Linked DNA regions of Homo sapiens: region 2 is linked to region 1. The links are chromatin loops, found by intact Hi-C in ENCODE. Cell type or tissue: thyroid gland. All regions are shown on one strand.

Region 1 (8,000 bases):
ATGAAAAAAGTACTATCTTACAAAAATAGTAACAATAACCACATCTGGTGCTTTACATACAACATTTAAGTCTAACAATTACAGGACACAGGAACTATTATTATCTACATTTTACTACTAAGTAAAGTGAAACTTAGTTTTTAATAATTAGCACCACTATTAACTGTGAGAAAAACAATTCCAAAGCCCATGCTCTTTCTTAACCATTGCACTGCCTTCTTGTACAGTGTCTATCAAATAATATGTATTAAGCATTTGTTAAACTGAATAAATATTTGTTAATCAGTATGCAACCCTGCAACTTTAAGTTTATTCGGCACTTGTAGGTAAGAGAAAACATTTATGGGCAGAACAATTCAGTCTTTAAAAAAACACAAACTATTAGTGGCTTTAGAAGGCTATGTCAGCTATCTGTCATTTGTTACTTTTACTCATGGAAAAGTAGGAATTAGCTTTAAAATGCACAGATAAAAAAACAAAACCTGCCTTGATAAAGAAAACAATACAACTGAAATTTAAATTTGGATGGCTTAAGATATTATTTACTTTTCACTGTACTGGATTACATGTGCAAAAGGCAGAGTTGAAAGATAATCGGGTTGGTATTCAGCACACTGCAATTCTTGGCCAGTGGTTTGGTTTGAATGTGTCCCCCTAAAGTTAATGTGCTGACCCCTTAATCCACAATGAAACAGTGTTGAGAGGTAGGGCCTTTAAGAGACAGGGTCCTCATGAATGGATTAATGCCTTTATCAGAGGAGTGGGTTAGTTATCACTGGTATGCGTTCCTGATAAAAAGATGAGTTCAGCCCCCTTCTCCCACCCTCTCTCTTGCATGCTCTCCTGCCCTACTGTCTTCAGCCGTGGGATTCCACGACAAAAAAGGCCCTCACTAGATGTGCTGGGTCCCTCAAATTGGATTTCCAGCCTCTCAAACTATAAGAAATAAATTTCTGCCTTTCATAAATTACCTAGTGATATGGTTTGGCTCTGTGTCCCCACCCAAAACTCATCTTGTAGTTCCCATGATTCCCATGTGTTGTGGGAGGGACCCAGTAGATGACTGAATCATGCGGGTGTCTCTTTCCTGTGCTGCTCTCGTGACAGTGACTAAGTCTCATGAGATCTGATGGTTTTGAAAATGGGAGTTTTCCTGCACAAGCTCCCTCTCTTTGCCTGCTGCCACCCAAGTAAGATGTGACTTGCTCCTCCTTGCCTTCCACCATGATTGTGAGGCATCCCCAGCCACGTGGAACTGTGAGTCCATTAAACCTATTTTCTTTGTAAATTGCCCAGTCTTGGGTATGTCTTTATCAGCAGCGTGAAAATGCACTAGTCTCAGCTATTCTGTCACAGCAACACAAAATGGACTAAGACAGCCAGGTTGTGCTACTGTCTTAACTGTGTGACTTCAAGTGAATTACTTTTGCAATTAATGTATAGGAATAATTTACCGATTTGCTAGAAGTTATATCACTTTGATTGAGAATTACAAAATAGTTAAGCAAAGGGCAGGTCTTACTGGTTTAGACTTCAGTGAGAATGAAGCATGGTATTTTCTATATAGAAGGTGGTCTAACCAAGCTATGAGACCTACCCTTAAGTGGTCAAATAGAGAGCCACAATAACTGAGGAGTTTACGGTAACAAAGTATAAGAAGGCATGATTCTAATATTTTTCATAGGGTTCTCCAAATTTTAAATAGAACAATGTACTCATATCTTTCAATAAAAGGAGAAGAAAGGGAAGAAAGTATAAGTCAAAGGCCTTTAAAGCTTTTACAAATGTGCTGAGTACTGCTGTAACTGTAAGGTGAATGGCATATCCTAGTAATATGTAACAGATAAAAATATTACTAGAAATATATTTTACGCTCATTTTCACATAACATTAAAATGATACTGAAATGATGTAGTACCTGTGTTGAAATCTAATTTGGTCATTTGAAGTGCATAGGCTTCACAATCTTTCTTACTAAAACTGAAAATAATCACAGGTTGGAAATTTCTTTCCATAATCATCTTCACAATTTTGAAAACATTTGATGGTCCTGCAAAAACAGTAAACAACACACCAAAATTAACTCAAAATAGATCACAGATCTAAATTTAAAAGCTAAAACTATAAAACTTTTAAGAGAAAATATAGGAATAAATCTTCCTGACCGTGGGTTAGACAAAGCATTCTTAGATATGACAACAAAAGCATAAACAACATAAGGAAAAAAATGCATGAACTGGACTTCATCAAAGTGAAAAACTTTTGTGATTTCATGGATACCATCAATAAAGTAAAAAGACAACCTCAAACAGAATGGGGGGAGATATTTGCAAATCATCTATCTGATAAGGGTCTAGTATCCAGAATATGTAAAGAACTATCATAATTCAACAACAACAATAAAAAAACATACTTTTAAAATAGAGAAAGAATATGCAAATGGCCAATAAGCACATGAAAAAATGTTCAACATCATTAGCCACCAGGGAAATGTAAACTGAAACCACATTAAGATACCACTTCACATTCAATAGGATGACTATAATCAGACATACAATACTAAGTATCGTGGAAAAATTATATGTGAAAAAATTAGATCCATCAAATTATACCACCATCTTTCCAAATGGGAAATCAGGGCAAAATACATAATCTGTTTCATTTACCCATTACCTAGCCCAGGGATGCTGTAATTACAGAAAGATGCCTCTGTTTCTATGGAGGAGGAGTACGGTGATACAAAGGATATAGAGAAAATGGAACCCTCACACATTCCTGGAAGGAAATGTAAAATGGTATAGCCACTTTGGAAAATACTTTGGCAGTTTCTCAAAAGGTGAAACATAGACTTTCCACATGGTGCAGCAATTCCACTCCTAGGTACATATCCAGAGGAAAACACCTATTCACACAAAAACTTGTATTAAATAGTACATGCATCAATGTTTACAACAGCATTCCTAACAGTCAAAAACCAGAAAAACCCAAAAGTCCATCCAATGATGAATGGAGAAACAAAATGTGGTATATCCATACAATGGAATGTTATTTAACCATGAAAAGGAATGAGTACATATAGCATAAAATGAACAAAATAGCCGGGCACAGTGGCTCACACCTGTAATCCCATCACTTGGGAGGCCACGATGGGCATATCACTTCAGGTCAGGAGTTTGAGATCTGCCTAGCCAACACAGTGAAACCCCGTCTCTACTAAAAATACAAAAATTATCCAGGCATGGTGGCAGGTGCCTATAATCCCAGCTACTTGGGAGGCTGAGGCAGGAGAATCACTTGAACCCAGGAGGCAGAAAGTTGCAATGAGCCAAGACAGCACCAGTGTACTCCAGCCTGGGTGACAGAGCGAGACACTGTCTCAAAAAAAAAAAAAAAAAAAATTAAAAGTAACGAACCTTGAAAACATTACATTAAGTGAAAGAAGCCAGTTGCTCCAAACATGAAATGCACAGACAAGGGAAAGCCACAGAGATCGAAAACAGGCTAATGATTAACTAAGTCTGCGGGATGAGAAGGGAAAGGTTGGGGGAAAAGGGAGAATAACTGTTAATGTGTACAGGGTTTCTTTTTGGGTTCATGAAAATATTTTGGAACTAGACAGTGGTGATGGCTGCACAATTCTGTAAATATACTAAAGACTACTGAATTGTATACTTAGATGAGTGAATTTTATAGTATGTAAATTATACTTAATGTCATACAAAAAAGATAAATATTTATCCAATTTTATCACATATCGTCTAGACCTTTACATAGCTTGAGAAAAAAAAACTAAGACAAAAAATATCAGAGTAATCTGAATATACAATTTACATGTAAAATTCTCTCAAAGCAAAGTTCCAAATTACCTTTTGTTCCTCCTTTCCGCCCTTTCTGGTCTCCTTTGGCCAAATCACCTGCATCTCGAAGCACTTGCATTGCAGTATTAAAATTATCTTCTCTGAAGTCACCCTGGAATCACAAATTTTTTCTGTGTAACTTCACTAATACTTAATCATAATTCAAACATTTTTCATACATAAGGCTTCCCCAAATAAAAATAATTTAGTATAATAATGAAAGCCACTAAAATAGTCCAAACATGATCTGTGGTAAGAGGTATTAAAAGGTGAAAAAGAAGGAATAAAAAATGAAGAAAAGCAAAACATAAGATATCTGAAACATGTCCAGAACCCCTATTCTCTAGGTATTTTTAAATACTGGGAAAGGAGGGAAATCTGATTCATGCATAAGAAAAACACAAGTCTCAAACATAATGTTTGAAATAAAAACACACAAAAAAATCAAGATCGATTGATTAAAACTAAGACAAACAAATGTATCTTTTCCATTCTTCTCTAATTCAAAATTTAAAAACAACAACAACAAGATATTAATAATAAAGTATGACATTATAGATTTAAAAAGGACAATTACTCTCTTACATTTTCATCAACCACAAGATGCAGGCCATCTCCCCCTGCTGGAAAAATGTAGTGTTGCAATGGAGTGGGCCGATAATCTGTGTAAATAACATGACAAGGCTGTAAAAAGAAAGAATTAAACATACAAAATTTTATTTCCTCAAAATAAAACTGTATCTTAGTCCAACCTAAAAGATCTTAAGAAAATCAAGTAATGAATTCAACATTTCAAAAAGAAAACACTTCAAAAAATTCACTAAAACCCAGGCAAGAGAAAAACGTAGAAAAATTAGGTCTATGAAATTATACTACCATCTTCCCAACTTACCAATTCCCTAACCAGGGCTAAATACATGACCTGAGCATCAACTACCCATTACCTAGCCCTGGAATGCTGTAATTACGGAAAGATGCTTATTTTTCTATAGAGGAGGTATACGGTGATACAAAGGATCCATGAAGTAAAATGGAACTTTTCTGCCCCACCCAGGCTTTTCAAAACCTTAGTATAAAGCAGCACTTGATCTAGCTTCTCCCCAAGATCCATTGGATTTTTCTATCCTACAGAAGCAATATGGGAGAATGCCATAAAAACACGATCAGGGAGCTTATAAACAGATAAGTTCATGAGAACATCAGTGTAAAGGAAAATTAAGGGCAGAAAAATAAAAGCAAGAATAAATTCAGTATACATAAACAAATGCCTATTACAAGCATATACAGACGCTAAAGTCAGACTAGAAAGGCAATAACAGAAAGTCAGTAAAAAGTCTGTGTTTACATGAGAAAAATCAAATCAAATGCTCCAGAGATGCCCAGCTTTTCCTGGCACCAAGGCATTAGGGGAAATTCTGTGTACTCATGGATAACTATTTGAGTAAATGCAGTAGTTTCTAAACCTGGCAGATCATCAGATCAACTTGGGGAATTTTTAAAATTGGAGTTCCCAAGGCACTATTACCTGAGATTTAGATATAGTGGGTTTGAGATGGGGCTCAGAAATCAACATTTCTAAAAAGTCAGTCAGTTGATTTTGATAAGCTGCTTGATTTGAGAAGCAGTTTACCATTAAAATGTTTTTTTTATTATTCTGGACAACATCAGGAGAAAAGCAAAGGGAGAGTAAAGCAAGACTAATCTGTAACATTTTGAATATTGAAGACATCAAAAAAGGAGGAAAAAATACCTGTTTATGTAAATGGCAAATCCATTCAGCAAACTGTCGGGCATTTGGAATAGTAGCCGAAAGAAAGACATAGTGGACGTTATCAGGAAGCAAAATAATAGTTTCTTCCCATACTACACCACGTTCTGAAAAAAATAAATATATACTTTGGACTATAGTTGGACTACAGTGTCACTCTGTGATAATATCTAAAATTATATTCTCTGAAGCTTTATAGTTAGAAATGCAGACTTTACTCAAGAATATTTTAAGCCACAGAACCTTACTGAAAACTATTTCTCACCATTAATCTATCCAGTAGAAAATTAGTAGACTAAACCACTATAAATACAATGTACTCTGAAATAGCCTACAAAGAGCAATTCCAGGGTTAATCTTTCCAAACAACCTAACAAGAGCCTCAATGACAAGGCAGCGGAACAGTATTTCTACTGCACATTGAAAAGTAATGGTTACTAACTTGTAGAAAGTTATAGCAACACATTTAGAAGATACTATTCCTATTCCAGACGGCATCGTTCACCCAAATTATCCTTGTGATCCTCTGGAGATGAAAGAAAGACTTGATGAAAGATAAAACCGTAAGTCATTTTTTATTAAAACGGAAAAAGTTTGACAGCTTCCCTCCTAAAATAGACAAATCAACAAAGGATTTCTGATTCTAAAACCAAAACAACTCTGTTAAGAGCTTAATTTTATAAATTTGGAAAGGGTGAAATATTCAAAGGGTAAATGATTTCTTAAATTCTATTGCTTTCTCCATAAATACAGGCTGATTTAGTGAGCTAGTTTAAATAAAAACTAAATCTTATTTTAAGCGTGTACATATTAAACATTTAACTTTTCAATGTGTTTGTTAACGTTAGCCCTGCCAGCACCCTACAAATTCCAAGCATACTTACTTTTTCATTACGAGAGCGTAACAGCCTAAGTAAGGGGCATTTGTAAGTTTTTCTTTTTGTTCATTTTTATTTCATAATCCTCACTTTTTGTTTTTACCATAAACACATATTTCATAGTTACTGAACTAAATAAAAATCAGGAAAGTTAACTTTGCAAGCTAGAAGTTTTAGAAATTCTGTAACATTAGTTCTACTGGTGAGCTATTAGAAGCACGCCATCTTTTAATTTCTTTTGCTTTATTTGAATTTGCATTTCTCACCCAGCAAAAGTTACTATTAAAGAGCTGTACTTGAATGAAATCTTAATGGAAAAATAATATCATGTTGTCCACTATTTAAAGAAGCAAGGCTGGGTGCGGTTCACGCCTGTAATCCCAGCACTTTGGGAGGCCAAGGTGGGAGGATCACTTGAGTCCAGGAGTTCAAGACCTGCCTGCTCAACGTTGTGAGACGCCATCTCTACTAATAAAATAAATAAAAATTAGCCAGACATGGTGGTACACGTCTGTAGTTCCAGCTACTTGGGGGACTGAGATGGAGATCAAGGCTGCAGCGAACCATGATCCTACCTAGGATCCTACCTAGGATCATGCACTTCAACCTAGGCAACAGAGTGAAACTCTGTTTCAAAAATAAATAGGTAAATAAAAATAAAGAAACAACAGTTTATTAGAACCCTAGCCACACAAAAACTAGAAGCAAAGTTTAACAATAACTTGCTCAAAATTCCTAATGTCATTCTGAAGGGAAATACATGATATACATTTCAACACTGAATATACCTGAATCTCTCATATAATGAATTTCATCAAATATAACCCAAGCAACTTCTCTCATAACTTCGGAACCTCTGTAAAGCATACTTCTCAAAATCTAAAGAAAAAAGTAAAAAATGTATTTAGTTGGATTCTGACATAACAGCTAATAGTTAGAGAAAAGTTGTTTTTTCCAACAAGGAATTTTGGATATTCTTTATTAAATGGAAATATTAAAATAATTTTAAGGGGTTACAGAACTTACTATTTAACAAATATTAACAAAAGTAATATTCAATATTACATTGTTGTATATTATATTGTATATTCCTTTTCTCATAAAAAGCAAAGTAAATGGCTTCTAAACAGTTACTAATCAGATACAATCCACAGAGAGAATTATCACCCCTACTCTCCATATGTCTAGAACATGATGCAACTTCCTTCTATACACAGCACCGTCCCAAGATTCATACTTTCTAAAATATAAGTACAACTTAAATTATCCTCTATTCAAAACACTGGATCATCCCTGACTGTTTGCCCATTTTTTCTGCCTCGTTTTCTTGCAACATGGATACTTCCTGGCAACTGTTACCCTAATTTTTGGAGTTAATGAAAACCTTCCACAGATGAAAGAAAGTTTTGAAAATGGAAAATAAACTTCCATGAGGCGACAAAATGAAAAGTGAGCAATGCTTTTGGCTGGTTCTCCAAATCAGAAGCTAATTTATGC
Region 2 (8,000 bases), 200 kb before region 1:
CTGGGACTGCAGCCCAGGTTTTCCTAACTCAGAAGACTGAGCTTGTTCCTGGATGTTATTAATATCTACTTGTGTCCAAGCAACCAAGGGTCTTGAGTCTGCTTGATTCTGCTTGTGGTCTCACATCAAGAGTAACAGAGCTAGTCTAGGCATGGTGGAGCTAGTCCATGCCTGTAGTCCCAGTGCTTTGGGAGGCCATGATGGGAAGATTGCCAGAGGCCAGAAGTTCAAGACCAGCCTGGGCAACATCACAAGACTCCATCTCTACAGAAAAATAAAAAATTAGCCAAGCATGCTGGTGTACACTTGTGGTCCTAGTTGCTCAGGAGACTGAGGCAGGAGGATTGCTTGATCCTAGGAGTTCGAGGCTGCAGTGAGCTATGATTGCACCTCTGTACCCCAGCCTGGGTGACACAGCGAGACCCTGTCTCTTAAAAGAAAAGAAAAGAAAATAGCAGACTCACTAAAGTGATGTTCACCTTTTTATGACGTTCCTTTTTTTTTTTTTTCGTTTGCTTAAGCAAAGGAAGCTGCTAGAGGAGAGTCTTGTCTTGGTCTTCCTGCCTAAGAACTCCTTTATGAAAGGAATAAAAGACTGTCAAAGTAGGCTGGGCTTGCGTCCAGGCTAATCTGTGAAGGAGGCTAGCTCATGTTCCTTACCTACCCTTTGGGTGTCCACTGGGTCGTGCCCCTGGAGCGGCCTTTACCCTTGAGCCATGGTGCTCACACATAGGCTTTTGAGCTCCTTGGAGCTATCCAGACCCTGCTCACTTTTCTTTCCAGAGATCAGAACAAATCACTCCCTCACTCCTACTCCAAACAAGGTCTTGTTGATAAACTAGTCCTTTTCAAAGTGCTGGTAGGTAAACCAGCGATGATGGAGCATCAAACACAAGTTAACTCCTGACTTTTGTACCATTGTCTCTCTATTCCATTACATATTAACATGACTCTGAATACCTTCGCCCACCATCTGCTTGTTGTGCAACAGTTGAGGCAGTAACCAGGGGAGATTCACTTCCTGTCTTGTCCATCTCCAGGGATCACTCCCCTGCTGCTCTCCAGCAGCCAAGCTCAGGTGAGCTCCATTTTTACCCAAGATGTGACCCTCTCTTTGGTTGGGAAGGAGAAAGGTAAGAATAGCCATGAATGAGTAAGGATTCTTAAAGGGAGGTGCTGCTATGGTTTTTTTCTGCTATTTAAGATGTTGAGACAGGATAACTTTAGAAAGATGCATGCACAAACCCATAAATAGTGCTTTTATAAAATTTAGTTCACTGGAAACTGAGTTCAGTATTTGACATTAGCTTTTCTTTCAAAGTGTTTAAGACTGCTGGAGGTCTTTGCTCAAATAATAAATACTGCGTATTTCCAAATGTGTTACGGTATAGGCAGTAGTTACTATTTGTCTACTCCATGTTAGGCACATTACATGTATTGGCTAATCAAATCTTCATCAATTACCTGTGTAATAATCTCAATTAACTTGCCTCCTTGTATTATAAATGGAAATAATCCTGTTTATTTAAACGTATTTTTATGTATCAATAGGGATTAATCAGGAAATTCAAAGGGCCTTTTTTTTGTATCTTTCCCTAATTTGAGCTCCCTATTCTCATTAACAGATAAAACAACACATTTGCTTCAGCCTGGAATATTTGCTTTTGGTGCTTAGAGGCAGAGACAAGAAATGGGCACTCAGGGAGTCACACTGGTAGTTGCACACTGTATCTACAGAGGGCGTGTCTCATCTGTACTCTGCTGGGTTACAGGATGTCAGGAGGTATTTGTGTCCACCTGAGAATTCCGTTTATTACCTTCCATTTAACAGACAATGTCTTTCCTTTCTGCAGTTGATTTTGCTAGAGAGGCAATTCATAAGGTGAAGTCCTGTTCATAGTATGACTTGTTTTCTCACTATCCCCTTCCATTTTTAGTAACTCCTTGGTCTATTTGGTGTCTTTAAAAAAAAGAAGTTGGTAATGAAGACTTCTTTAAATATGGAAATGTGTGCTCTTTTATGGCATAGATATGAAATCCCTTCCTGTGGTAATAATTAGGTTATTCCCAGAAGCACAGGGTCATTCTTTTTTTTTTTTTTTGAGATGGAGTCTCGCTGTGTCGCCCAGGCTGGAGTGCAGTGGTGTGATCTCAGCCCACTGCAAGCTCCACCTCCCGGGTTCACGCCATTCTCCTGCCTTAGCCTCCCAAGTAGCCGGGACTACAGGAGCCCGCCACCATGCCTAGCTAATTTTTTGTATTTTTTTTTTTCAGTAGAGACGGGGTTTTACTGTGTTAGCCAGGATGATCTCGATCTCTTGACCTCGTGATCCGCCCACCTCGGCCTCCCAAAGTACTGGGATTACAAGCATGAGCCACCGCGCCCAGCCGCACAGGGTCATTCTTTAAATAAAAGCTTTCCTGTTTAAAGCTTTTCAAAGGAGCAGACCACCTTGAAGATTCCCCCTAGGGTTGATAGGTGTCTAATTCCTTTTATAAAATTATTATTGTTTTCATTTTAAAGCTTTGGCTATAAAGTCAGAAATGTCCTAAATAACAAAATATTTCATATTTAATTTAAAGAAAAGTAAAGAGAAGAAAAATGAAAACCCAGTCTTTATGTAAGCTCCAAGGATATTAGGGCTTAGAGGGCTTTTCTAGTTTTATGACAATTTATACTACTGATTTTTATATTATATATTATTGGGGTTTTGTTGTTGTTGTTTTGTTTTGTTTTTTTGAGATGGAGTCTCACTCTGTCACCCAGGCTGGAGTGCAGTGACGCGATCTCAGCTCACTGCAACCTCTGCCTCCTGGGTTCAAGCGATTCTCCTGCCTCAACCTGCTGAGTAGCTGGGACTACAGATGCGTGCCACCACACCTGGCTAACTTTTGTATTTTTAGTAGAGACAGGATTTCACCATGTTGTCCAGGATGGTCTTGATCTCCTAACCTCATGATCCACCTACCTTGGCCTCCCAAAGTGCTGGGATTACAGGCATGAGCCACTGCGCCCAGCCCTGTATTCTTGTTTTTGAGATGAGCAGATCTCCGGGAAAATTGTTGAGTTACAATGGCATTTTACTGTGATCCTTCTCAAGCTCAGATCATTTCTGTAACCCAATGACGACCTGTCTCTTTGGTGTACTGTCCTGTGAAATGTTAGCTCAATTTTCCCAGAAGTTGTGTGTTTGCCATGAGTCAGAGTGCTTTTCCTCAGTGGGACAGTTGCTGGCCCTCTTAATTTTGGTGTATGTGCTTCAAAGTATGTAAACCTCTAGTCTGATCTGTATATGATATCCTGTTAATTGTATTATTATTTTGATTATCTTGCTGGAAGGTTCATAATTTTCAATTTGATAGAAATAAAGTTTTTTTCTGCTTATAAAAAAATAAAATAAAATGCAGTTTTAGATTCAGTAGATTTGGAGTGGAATCTGAGAGTCTGCATTTCTCTTAATAATAGCCTCCGTTAATGCACACACTGCTAGTCCAGGGCACATTTTCGGAAGCAAAGCTCTAGAGCACACTATGGTGTCAGAGACCCTGTTTGAGAATCTGGGAAGGGCTACAGAGCCAGTTCATAGCAAAATATATAAACATGTAATTTATATGCAATTGCAAAGGATTTGCAGGGTCTCTGAACGCTATCCTTAGGCTCAAGGTTAATAAGACACAGACATCAACCTGGTTCTCATGCGAAAGTGACAGGAATCTTTGAATAATAATGTCCAACATCTATTGAGCACCTACTATATGCCTTGGCATTGTGCTGAGTGATCTTGACATATTAGCTCATTTAATCTTCACAACAAACCTATGAGGTAGGTACTATTATTGTCATTCTCATTTTACCAATAATGGGCGGATCACTTGAGGCCAGGAGTTTGAGACCAACCTGGCTAACATGGTGAAACCCTATCTCTACCAAAAATACAAAAATTAGCTGGGTGTGGTGGCACACACCTGTAGTCCCAGCTACTGGGGAGACTGAGGCAGGAGAATCGCTTGAACCCAGGAAGTAGAGGTTGCAGTGAGCCGAGATCTTGCCAATTGCACTCCAGCCTGGGCAACAGAGTGAGACTCTGTCTCAGAAATAAAATAAATAAATAAATAAATAAATAAGGAAACTGGTGCACAGAAAGTTCTAAGCAATTTGTCCAAGGGTATTCAGTGGAGTATTCAAGAGCTGGATTCCTGAACCCAGATGTTTCATTACTATGTTTTGCTGCACCTAATGTGTAGTAATTACTTTGAAGAAAGTGATTACTTTCTTCAAAGAGAGTGAAAATGTGGGCTGATGATACCTGAGTTTCTCTAATTCTGATGGACATCAGAATCTCCTGAGGGAATTTGTTAAACATCATTACCAAATAATGCTTGGATTCCAGCCTAGCTTCTGAATCAGAATCTCTGGGGGCGGGGCTGGGGGATTGTCTTTAACTAATGCCCAAGATGATTCTGATGTGCAAAATTTGAGCATCATTGTCACAGACTTTTCAAAGGCAGAGTTTTAAGAGTCCAAAGGAAAGCTAAACGAAGTTTGTTGTGTGAGAAACTCTGAAAGGGAAAGTGTGACTCTGAGGGTTAGGAGGCTCCCAGAAATGTATTTCTGACTCTGATCTTGATAAAGAAGAAAAGTGTGGTGGCCCTAGAAAATTCCTTTGTTGTCCCATCAGGATTATTCCTTAACACAGTCACTTAAAAGGAGAAAGGCCCACTTTTAAAAGAAGTTCACCTTGTTGAGGACACAAAAAAGTACTTATAAAGGGGCGTCATTGATCTGTAAGAATAATGCAGCAGAATTAACCCCACTCCCCACTTCTTTTTCTTGCTTTTTTTTTTCTTTTTTAGATGGAGTTTTGCTCTTGTCGCCCAGGCTGGAGTGCAGTGGCGCGATCTCGGCTCACTGCAACCTCTGCCTCCTGGTTCAAGCGATTCTCCTGCCTCAACCTCCTGAGTAGCTGGGATTACAGGTGCCCACCACCATGCCTGGCTAATTTTTTTGTATTTTTAGTAGAGACGTGGTTTTGCCACATTGGGCAGGCTGGTCTCGAACTCCTGACCTCAGGTGATCCGCCTGCCTCGGCCTTCCAAAGTGCTGGGATTACAGGCATGAGCCACCGTGCCCGGCCACCCCATTCCCCACTTCTAACTCCAGACAAGCTTAAGTGCATGTGAGGGGAAAAGAGCTAATAACAACAACAAAAAGGAGGTGGGAGGGGGGCACAGCTTGCCTCTTTCCTGAACTCTTGCTTTACTTTTCTTTTTCTCATTCATTCATTTATTCCAGTACTTTTTTTTTTTTAACTGCATGTGCCTTCATTTTGCCAAGTACACTCTCAGAACTAGGAAGGCCTGCTCCCCTCACTTAAGAAGATCCATTAACTTGCCGGGTGCGGTGGCTCACCCCTGTAATCCCAGCACTTTGGGAGGCCCAGGCAGGTGGATCACCTGAGGTCAGGAGTTTGAGACCAGCCTGGCCAACATGGCGAAACCCCCTCTCTACTAAAAATACAAAAATTAGCCGGGTGTGGTGGTGGGCACCTGTAATCCCAGCTACTTGGGAGGCTGAGGCAGGAGAATCGCTTGAACCTGGGAGGCAGAGGTTGCAGTGAGCCGAGATCGTGCCATTGCACTCCAGCCTGGGCAACAAGAGCGAGACTCCATCTCAAAAAAAAAAAAAAAAAAAAAAAAAAAAAGAAGATCCATTAACCACAAAGATCAACCCAAGAATGAGTGCTAGGAGAAGGGCAAGTGCAATGTCAGAAGAGCACAAATGGGGTTGTAAGCAGAAGAGGAATTGCAAGATGGAAGAAGGGCAAATTTTATTATGATTTCTAAAACAGGTGGAGCAGGTGTATTCTGACTGGAGGCCAATAACTACATGGCAATCCTACCTAAGATTTGTAATTTTAATTTTTATTTGAGATGGAGTCTCGCTCTGTGGCCCAGGCTGGAGGGCAGTGGTGCTATCATGGGTCACTACAGCCTTATTTCCTGGGCTTAAGTGATCCTCCCACCTCAGCCTCCTGAGTAGCTGGGACTACAGGCATATGCCACTGTGCCCAGCTAATTTTTTTGAAAATTTTTTAGAGAAGGGGTCTTGCAGTGTTGCCAGGGCTAGTGTTGAACACCTGGGCTCAAGAAATCCACCTGCCTCGACATCCAAAAGTGCTGGGATTACAGGCATGAGCCACTATGCCTAGCCTATTTTTATTTTTTAAGAGACAGGGTCTCACTATTTGTGTAGGCTGGACTTGAACTCCTAGGCTCAAGTGATCCTCCCACCTCAGCCTCCTGAGTAGCTGGGGCTAGAGGTATATGCCACTGTACCCAGCCTGTCCAAGATTTTAAAAAAAAATATGTGATGTCTTTAAGATTATAGATACTTTATAGGTAATTAATTTACATATTTCTGGTGATAGATTTTTAAAGAGATTGTTAAAAGAGATATTTGTGGGCCAGGCGTGGTGGCCCACACCTGTAATCCCAGCACTTTGGGAGGCCAAGGTGGCAGATCACAAGGTCAGGAGTTCGAGACCAGCCTGGCCAATTTGGTGAAACCCCACCTCTACTAAAAATACAAAAATTAGCCAGCCATGGTGGCAGGCACCTGTAGTCCCAGCTACTCGGGAGGCTGAGGCAAGAGAATCGCTTGAACCCGGGAGGCAGAGGTTGCAGTGAGCAGAGATCACGCCACTGCACTCCAGCCTGGGTGACATAGTGAGACTCCGTCAAAAAAAAAAAAAAAAAAAGATAAAGAAAAAGAAAAAAAGAAATACTTGTGAGCATCCTACAGAAAGGAACTGGTGATCACCAGGGCCAGGTGTGTGTGGAGTTATTAAGAACAAGTCATGACAAATCATCACTGTTTCTTTGGTAGATTAAGGAACCATGGTAGGTAGTGGGTTGAGTGGGTGGTAGGGAAGCAGAAACAACGGATATGGATCCGCAGAAATCTTTGTTTTTGAAAAAACATGCATTGTGTGTCAGCATATGTCAGACATTTGCTAGGCAATTGCACCTATTTTTTTTATTTGCTCATTACTAGAACCTTTTTTAGAAAACACTGACTTCCTAAAAAACAACAACATAGAATCCAGGCCCTCCAACCTTGACACGGAAGGAGAGATTGGTGGAAGGACAGTATCTTTCTGGAGCTGGGTTGCCCATCCACAGGGCCCCAAATCAGATCCTAGATACACACTCATCTCCTTTTCATGGGTTTTCACTAAAGATTGTAACTAAACACCTCACACTTGGGAATTGGCTCAAGTGTTAACAGAAGACTTTCCTCTTAATACTCTGTAGCAAAGCTGAAAAAGCACTGGAAGCCATAAATACCTTTAGGAAAGATAGGAAATAAAATGGATATATACATGAAAAAAGACCAGAATCTAGATAATCTGATTTGCAAGATAAAGTTTACTCACCTTTATTTAGAGTCCTCTGCAGAGACTATGACTTCTTTTCACTACCAGAGTACTTATTTTAAATGACTGTTGTTAGTATGTCTCTACCTACTTTGAGTGATTTTTCTTTACCCCAGCTGTACTTTTTAGTTACAAATTGTTATAACCTACCTTCTAGAACCAATCTTATCTTCCGCTAATCCCCAATGTGAGTTTCACAGCCTTTCCTACTCAAAGACTTCAAAAAAGCCACTTGTTTTGCCTCCTTTATGCTTTAACCATTGCTCAATCTTCAAAGTTTATTCTTCCTCAGCACCCTTTTCTATTGACTCAAATTGTTTTATTCAGGGCTTTGAAGTTTCAAGGACCAGAAATTCAATTAAATTAGTTCAAGTAAAAGGTTTTCTTAGAATAATGACATGAAATTTCTCAGAAATACCAATCAAAGTTCTCTTGAGCCTTGTATTTGTTGTGAATATTTTAGGCTTAAACATATTATTATTATTTTTTTCTCACATAAGAAGAAATCTGGAGGCAACCAGTTGCTGGTTATTTTTAGTAGAGCTCAACATTATAAAGACCAGT

The links. Peaks named below come from ENCODE experiments on the same cell type or tissue, not always from the same donor. Only the 100,000 strongest peaks of a DNase experiment are listed, where the experiment ranks them.
Region 2: it touches region 1 in a loop (2.3-fold over the local background); 13 of 110 quality-filtered maps call a loop at or near these places.

Annotation. Positions count from the first base shown.
Region 1 is chr5:55,341,063-55,349,062 of GRCh38, reverse strand. It overlaps MTREX (Mtr4 exosome RNA helicase), which reads right to left. Exons shown (of 27, transcript NM_015360.5): 7 at 7,292-7,382; 8 at 5,608-5,732; 9 at 4,443-4,541; 10 at 3,867-3,969; 11 at 1,919-2,050. LOC124900979 (a long non-coding RNA gene) reads left to right here and starts at 5,912. Exons shown (of 2, transcript XR_007058774.1): 1 at 5,912-6,188. In thyroid gland, a CTCF peak has its summit at 4,477 (motif pointing left); a DNase peak (open chromatin) is centred at 4,492.
Region 2 is chr5:55,540,944-55,548,943 of GRCh38, reverse strand. No RefSeq gene overlaps it. Among named protein-coding and RNA genes, the nearest start is that of PLPP1, 10 kb to the right of the region's middle. In thyroid gland, no CTCF peak of the experiment used is centred here; no DNase peak of the experiment used is centred here.